Linked DNA regions of Homo sapiens: region 1 is linked to region 2. Evidence: chromatin loops called from intact Hi-C (ENCODE). Cell type or tissue: Panc1. All regions are shown on one strand.

Region 1 (4,000 bases), 250 kb before region 2:
ACCAGTAGTTCGAGACCAGCCTGGGCAACATAGTAAGACCCTGTCTCTACAAAAAATAATTTTTAAAAATTAGTTTTTAAAAAAGATAACTTCAGAAAGTTGTAAATTCTATTAAGAGAACACAACAGAATAGAGTGATTGAGAGATATTGGCAGGGTCACAGACGCCACTCCTATACCCTGGGTGTTTAGGAAAAGCCTCTCAGGATGTGACATTCAAGTGGGGTGCAGAGAAGCAAAAAAACTCAGGCTAACTCCTGGAGGATTTTGGCTTGAGCAACTCCAGTGAAAATGAATTATCAGTGTGTCAGGATGAATGATAAACCCTTTCCATTATTCTTGGGAGGGACACAAAGTATTCTTTTTGTTTTGTCGGGAGTTTAGGAGCCAACTCGTTAGAAATGTAAGCGGTGGCAACATTCCACTCTGCAACCTGAGAAATACTTGAGCTCTTCTTTGCATATGATGATTTTTAACCTATTTCTTCAGAAAAACAAACTCCAAGCAGAGGTTCGAAACAAATGCTGGCATAAGTGTCAACATCCACTTTGTGAAGGCTCAAAGGCAGGCCCTTTCTCTGCCAGAAATGTGTTTCTCATCTGCAAAGGGCAGGAGAGGCCTTAACCCAACTGTCTGGTTGATGATCCAGACTTCAAACTTAACCCAGTGGGTCTTGGAGCCAACTTAATAGAGAATGGAGTGTCTTTGTTGAAAACTCTAGTGTGTTTTGTGGAGGGGAGTGTGCAAAAGCCAGCTGAATGTGCAAGGGAGGGATGAGATTATAGAAGAGGCAAAATATCAAGGAAGAGAAACTGCAAACAGATTCGTGAGACTCGATTGGCTGCGTAGCAGCAAGTATCATTTCTGTGATTCCTGTAAAGGAATCACACGACGACTTCCAAGTGCATCTGCTTGCTGTGTGGATGGCCTCTAATGAGACACAGTTTCTAGCCAATTGGGTTTCACACCGCTCAGTGCCAGCTTGGCGATTTGTTTTGCATTAAACACTGCAGCCTGTTAACCTGGTGAGTAACTGTTCTGGATGGGCAGCCAGAATCCCTCACTGAACTGCCCTTTTTTCTTAAAAGAAAAAGAAAATGATGATGGTGGGGGTGGTGATGATGATGATGAAAATGCGATCAATCAGGTTACCATCTTAAAACTTGAATTCATTGAGTTAAAATGACCCAGATAATGGGCCTTTTAAAAATATTTTCGGCCGGGCGCGGTGGCTCACGCCTGTAATCCCAGCACTTTGGGAGGCCAAGGCGGGCGGATCACGAGGTCAGGAGATCGAGACCATCCTGGCTAACACGGTGAAACCCCGTCTCTACTAAAAATACAAAAAAATTAGCCGGGCGAGGTGGCGGGCGCCTGTAGTCCCAGCTACTCGGGAGGCTGAGGCAGGAGAATGGCGTGAACCCCAGGGGGCGGAGGCTGCAGTGAGCCGAGATTGCGCCACTGCACTCCAGCGTGGGCGACAGCGAGACTCCATCTCAAAAAAAAAAAAAAAAAAAAAAAAAAAAAAAAAAAAAAAATATTTTCTGGGCCAGGCACGGTGGCTCATGCCTGTAATCCCAGCACTTTGGGAGGCCGAGGCAGGTGGATCACTTGAGGTCAGGAGTTTGAGACCAGCCTGGCCAACATGGTGAAACCCTGTCTCTACTAAAAATACAAAAAATTAGACGGGTATGGTGGCAGGTGTCTGTAGTGTCAGCTACTCGGGAGGTGGAGGCAGGAGAATTGCTTGAACTCGAGAGGTAGAAGCTACAGTGAGCCGAAATTGTGCCACTGCATTCCAGCCTGGGCAACAGAGCAAGGATCCATCTCAAAAAAAAAATTCTGGAACATTCCAGGGTAGTGCTCAATCCTCAATCCATTTTTCAGCCTTTCTGTGCCCTCTGCTCTTGCTGGGAGAACTAGGCCTCTCCGTTTCTTTCATTTCAGTCTCAAGATAATTTAGAGTTCTGGAGTGCGCAACACACTTGGGAATTCGACCTGGAGGTGACTGAGCTGGGGCCTGGGGGCAGTGGAGGGGAGCAGTATAGGAACAAAGACATCAGACTTCATAAATCTCAACTGTAAATGTAAAAGTCCTCCTGTGTCTGACACCACCAGAATTGTAGGATTTTTCTTCTTTAGGTGACAAAAATGAACGGTCCCCAGCAGAAGCAGTCTGTCCATGGTCTCTTTCTCATTGGTCCAAATAAACTTAAAACCTTGTGCTAGGCCAAGAGTCTGGATCCCAAAGCACACTCACCAAGGCTCCATTTGAGCCCCCCATTTACCCTGAAAATACTGTGGTCACCCTCCCCGCATTCCTCCTACCTCTTTCCACAGCAGAAGGGAGGGGGTGTGTCAGCTGTGATACCATCAGCCACCAATGTGTGTCACCGCTCCTTCCACAATGGGACGCTTGCTGGGAAAAACAGCTCATTCTCAAGCCTCCTTCCCTCGAGGTCAGGGCAGGGCAATGGTGGGGATCAGTCTCTGCAGAAGAAGAATCTTGATTTTCTGGATTTCAGCTGCAACTTCTGCTTCAACAAGAACTATGTAGAGCCCATCAGAACTATTAGGCTGCTGAAATGAGTTGATGAAAGCTATGCCCCATCCACATGTGAAACTTACAGGGTGATAATAAAAGGTTTCCGTGGCAATGACAACAAATGTTTTGTTTCTTTGTTTGTTGCTTGTTTTTCTAGGCACTTCCACCAGGGGATGCAATGAATGTTTTTGACCTACAATGAAAAAAAAAAGTCTTCTTAGCTTGCAGAAGTCAGGAAAGATTGTGTGCACATGCATATGTGTTTGTAGGTGTTTGCATAGTGTACATTAAGTGTGAGGTGTGTGTGTGTGTGTCACTTTCAAAGTACCAGAAGCCAAATCATCTGTTGATTTTCTGACAAGGTACATGGTCCTTTTCAACTACCAAAAATAGAAAGATGACCATAAGCAGATGAATATTGTCAGAAAGCACACACCAGACAGCCCTGAGCATTTGATTCAGCTGACATTGGCAACTGTTCACAGTGAGTTTCTGCTCCCATCGTGGTCAAGACAATCCTCCAAGCACTGTGGCCCCTAAGGCCAAGCCCAGAAGTTGCAGGGCTCATTGGTTTGACACCAATATGTGCTGATTAAGAAGCTGCACCCTGGAGAACCACAAATTGTTTTAAGCATTTTGTGATCTAACATCTTTTTTTTTTGAGACAGGGTCTCACTCTGTCGCCCAGGCTGGAGTGCAGTGCTGTGATCATGACTCACTGCAGCCTCGATTCCCCTGGGTTCAAGCATTCCCTCCTACCTCATCCTCCCAAGTAGCTGGGAATACAGGCATGCACCGCCATGCCCAGTTATGTTTTTGGTTTGGGGTGGCTTTTTGGTTTTTCATTTTGTTTTTGTGGAGACAGGGTCTTGCTATGTTGCCCAGGCTGGTCTTAAACTTCTGGGCTGAAGCAATCCTCCAGCTTTGGCCTCTCAAAGTGCAGGGATTACAGGCATCAGCCACCACACCTCGCCTGTGATCTAACATCTTAAGATTTCAAGCAAATATGATTACTTTCCAAAAGAGAATACTTCCCCAGTGCTTCTCTCAAAGAACCCAGGGTTAGCAAGCCATTTGAGACTTGTTTGGTGAAGTGTTTGTGAGATGATTCCATAACATATAAAAGAAACTTAATCAAGGCAATATGAGGCTTTGTGAAAATTAACAGACAAATAACGGGGGCTCTAGAGTTCAATGCAGAGGACTGGGCTGTGGCCAGACTCCCAATTGCAAGAGGGTGACACACATCAGTACACAAAGAAGCAACCAGCAGGCAGGTCACGTCTGAAATACATAAACCCATGCTGTCCGTAATGCAATTCAAAGAACTTGTCGTGCTAGACCATTTTACATAAATATTTTCCAACATATTCAATCAGCCCCCTCAAATTGACACTGTCACCAACATCAAATCAATACTTCTTGGGAGGGAGGAATAAGTATCTTATCTAATAAT
Region 2 (4,000 bases):
CCTCATGATCCGCCCGCCTCAGCCTCCCAAAGTGCTGGGATTACAGGCATGAGCCACCGCGCCCGGCCAGGATGTTTTTAAGGACAGGTGAAAGTCCTCCTAATTTTATTTGAGGAGAGGAAGGTCTTCCTCATCTCCTTTGAGGTTGGTTCTCTTTGGATGAGGCAGGTGGAGGCTACGATGAAATTTCATCTTGGCCCCCAATCATACAGGACCCCTGTCGGCATCAAGTTCCCCAGAATTAAGACCCAGAACTGAGAGTTATCCCAAGGCCCATGGGGTCATAAACAGCCAGGAATGAAAAAAAATTTATTGGTGCCAAACTGTAGAGAAAAAAAATGCAAAGTCAAGATGAATACACTTGATGAAACTCAAATTGAAGCCCTTGTGTTATCATTTATTATTTATATATATGCATTATATTGGATGTGGAATGGGGTGCATTTCTGTATATTTAACGTTTTATGTAATGGGTGCTCCAAAACTAAAGGAGCCCAGGAGGCTCTTAAAATAGCCCGCTTCCTGTTAGCCAGCAAACTTTCATGTCTTTTCCTTTCTTTTCTTTTCTTTTTTTTTTTTTTCTGAGACAGGATGTCACTCTGTCTCCCAGGCTGGTGTGCAGTGGCACAATCATAGCTCACTGCAGCCTTGAACTCCTGGGCACACCACAATTCCTGGCTTATTTTTTAATTTTTTTGCAGAGACGGGGGGGGTGGGTCTCATTATGTTGCCTAGGCTGGTCTCGAACTCTTGGCTTCAAGCAATCCTGTCATTTCAGCCTCCCAAGTAGCTGGGACTACAGATGCAAGCCACTGCCCAGCTTATTTATTATTGTGACAGAGTCTCACTCTGTTGCTCAGGCTGGAGAGCAGAGGCATGATCATAGCCACTGCAGCCTCAACCTCTTGGGCTCAAGGGATCCTCCTGCCTCAGCCTCCTTGAATAGCTGGGACTACAGGCACATACCACCATGCCTAATTTTTTTTTATTTTTTTGTGCAGACAAGGGTCTCTCTATGTTGCCCAGGCTGGTCTTGAACTCTTGGCCTCAAGCAATCCTCCTGCTTCAGCCCCCTAAGTGCTGGGATTACAGGTGCGAGCCACCATGCACAGCCAGTCTGTGGCTTTCTAGCCATGACAAGGAAGTCCTGACGAGATAATATAGCCATCTCCTCACCCTCCTGTATGGCCATCTCATGGTGAAGAAAGCTGTTATCCCAGCAAGTGGCCACAAAAGCTTGGACGGAGCTCCTTCTCAAGTAAAAGACTATAACTAGTTTTCAATGAGAAGCTTTCTTTTTCTTTTTCTTTTCTTTTTTTTTTTTTTTTTTTTGAGACAGAGTCTTGCTCTGTCACCCAGGCTGGAGTGTACAGTGGCGCGCGATCTTGGCTCACTGCAACCTCCCCCCTTCCAGTTTCAAGTGATCCTCCTGCCTCAGCCTCCCGAGTAGCTGGGACTACAGGCACCCACCACCACACTCTGCTATTTTTGTATTTTTTTTAGTAGAGATGGGGTTTCACCATGTTGGCCAGGCTGGTCTCGAACTCCTGATCTCAGGTGATCCGCCCCCCTCGGCCTCCCAAAGAGCTGGGATTATAAGCATGAGCCACTGCACCCGGCCAGATTTATTTTTTAATGGACCACACTCTGCTTCTGCTCCTTGCATTTCAGTGAGTTCCACGGCACCGTTTCCATGATATCACGACTGATCCATGCAGGATCACGGCTAATAAATGGCTCTAAAACAACCTGTGAAGACATAACCATTAAGTGTGCCAGGTACCAATCTGCAATTCCACATGCTGCACATACAGCTCTGAAGCGCACGCTCCCCACAAGCCCGCCGTGGCTTTCTCAGAGGATCGGGCATATGGAACCATAATGGAGCATAAATTTACAGCAACAGAGATGGACGAGGGAGATTAAAGCTTCATCTGTAAGGACATACTGCATGGCAAAAAAAAAAAAAAGAAAAAAGAAAGAAAGAAAAAAGAAAACAACAGTTATTGTAGTTTCTGCTTTGTAGTATAATGAGAAACTCAGTCGCTTTTGATAGAGTGTGGGCTCCCTCTGCTGCTTGCAGGAGACACCAGGACTCCGGGCATTTGGGGTTCCTTGGAGATCAGCGCAGAGGAGGTGGCCTGAAGTGGGAAGAGAAAGATGGGGCTGAGCGTTGCAGACGGACCGACTGGTTCTGCAGGCTCTGACCCTGTGGGCTTCTCAGAGTAATTATGCTGCTGCTGCACCAAGAAGCAAGAAATGGAAATAACAGAAAAACGCAAAGAAACTGTAAGATGCACTGGCCAGATCACCTGTGTGCACAGAGGAATGCATCACGGAAGCAATGCAGCCTGCCCAGAGCAGCTTCTCCTTCCCTCCCTCCCTCCCTTCCTGTTTAAATTTTTGCAGAGATGGGGTCTCGTTATGTTGCCCAGGCTGGTCTGGAACTCCTGGCTTAAAGCAATCCTCCCGCCTCAGCCTCTCGAGTAGCTGGGACTACAAGTGCAAGCCACTGCTCTTCCTTCCTTCCTTCCTTCCTTCTTTCCCTTCCTCCCTTCCTTTCTTCTCCTTTCGTCCCTCCCTCCCTTCCTTCCTTTTCCCTCCATCCCTGCCTCCCTCCTTCCCTCCCTTCCTACCTACCAACCTTCCTTCCTTCCTCCTTCCTTGTTTCCTCCCTCCTTCCCTCCCTCCCTCATTCATTTCCCAGTCACAAGGTAGGACTGCACTTCCCCACCCGCTTTGATGTTAGGCATAGTCACATGATTCACTTTGGCCAACACAATATAAAGAAAAATGATGGGTATCATCTCTGGCTGGAAACTTAAAGGGACAGGTCGGGTGCGGTGGCTCATGGCTGTAATCCTAGCACTTTGGGAGGCCAAGGCGGGTGGATGACTTGAGGTCAGGAGTTCGAGACCAGCCTGGCCAACATGGTGAAACCCCATCTCTACTAAAAATACAAAAATTAGCTGGGTGCAGTGACACGTGCCTGTAATCCCAGCTACTCAGGAGGCTGAGGCAGGAGAATCGCTTGAACCCAGGAGGCAGAGGATGCAGTGAGCTGAGATTGAGAGGTGACAGCATGCTGGCAGTCCTCAGAGCCCTCGCTTGCTCTCGGAGCCTCCTCTGCCTGGGTTCCCACTTTGGCGGCACTTGAGGGGCCCTTCGGCCCGCCGCTGCACTGTGAGAGCCCCTTTCTGGGCTGGCCAAGGCCAGAGCCAGCTCCCTCAGTTTGCAGGGAGGTGTGGAGGGAGAGGCGCGAGCAGGAACCGGGGCTGCGCGCAGCGCTTGCGGGCCAGCTGGAGTTCTGGGTGGGCGTGGGCTTGGCGGGCCCCGCACTCGGAGCAGCCGGCCAGCCCTGCCGGCCCCGGGCAATGAGGGACTTAGCACCCGGGCCAGTGGCTGCGGAGGGTGTACTGGGTCCCCCAGCAGTGCCGGCCCACCGGCGCGGTGCTCGGGACCTGCAGTCTTAGCTGCCTTCCCACGGGGCAGGGCTCGGGACCTGCAGCCTGCCATGTCTGAGCCTCCCACCCCCTCCATGGGCTCCTGTGAGCCCGAGTCTCCCGGACGAGCACCACCCACTGCTCCAGGGCGCCCAGTCCCATCGACCACCCAAGGGCTGAGGAATGTGAGCGCACAGCGCAGGACTGGCAGGCAGCTCCACCTGCAGCCCCGGTGAGGGATCCACTGGGTGAAGCCAGCTGGGCTCCTGAGTCTGGTGGGGACGTGGAGAGTCTTTATATCTAGCTCAGGGATTGTAAATACACCAATCAGCACCCTGTGTTTAGCTCAAGGTTTGTGAGTGCACCAATCGACACTCTGTATCTGGCTGCTCTGGTGAGGACGTGGAGAACTTTTATGTCTAGCTCAGGGATTGTAAATACACCAATCGGCACTCTGTATCTAGCTCAAGGTTTGTAAACACACCAATCAGCACCCTGTGTTTAGCTCAAGGATTGTAAATACACCAATCGGCACTCTGTATCTAGCTCAAGGTTTG

Evidence for each region. Hi-C counts contacts between places; a loop is a spot of excess contacts. Peaks named below come from ENCODE experiments on the same cell type or tissue, not always from the same donor. Only the 100,000 strongest peaks of a DNase experiment are listed, where the experiment ranks them.
Region 1: a loop joins it to region 2, with 3 times the contacts of the local background. A loop is called at or near these places in 26 of 110 quality-filtered maps.

The regions. Positions count from the first base shown.
Region 1 is chr19:32,316,674-32,320,673 of GRCh38, forward strand. It overlaps LOC124904688 (a long non-coding RNA gene), which reads right to left and starts at 2,737. Exons shown (of 2, transcript XR_007067224.1): 1 at 2,328-2,737. In Panc1, CTCF peaks have their summits at 2,392, 2,592, 2,791 and 3,896; no DNase peak of the experiment used is centred here.
Region 2 is chr19:32,568,338-32,572,337 of GRCh38, forward strand. No RefSeq gene overlaps it. Among named protein-coding and RNA genes, the nearest start is that of PDCD5, 11 kb to the right of the region's middle. In Panc1, a CTCF peak has its summit at 2,073 (motif pointing left); a DNase peak (open chromatin) is centred at 2,054; H3K4me3 peaks cover 719 bases.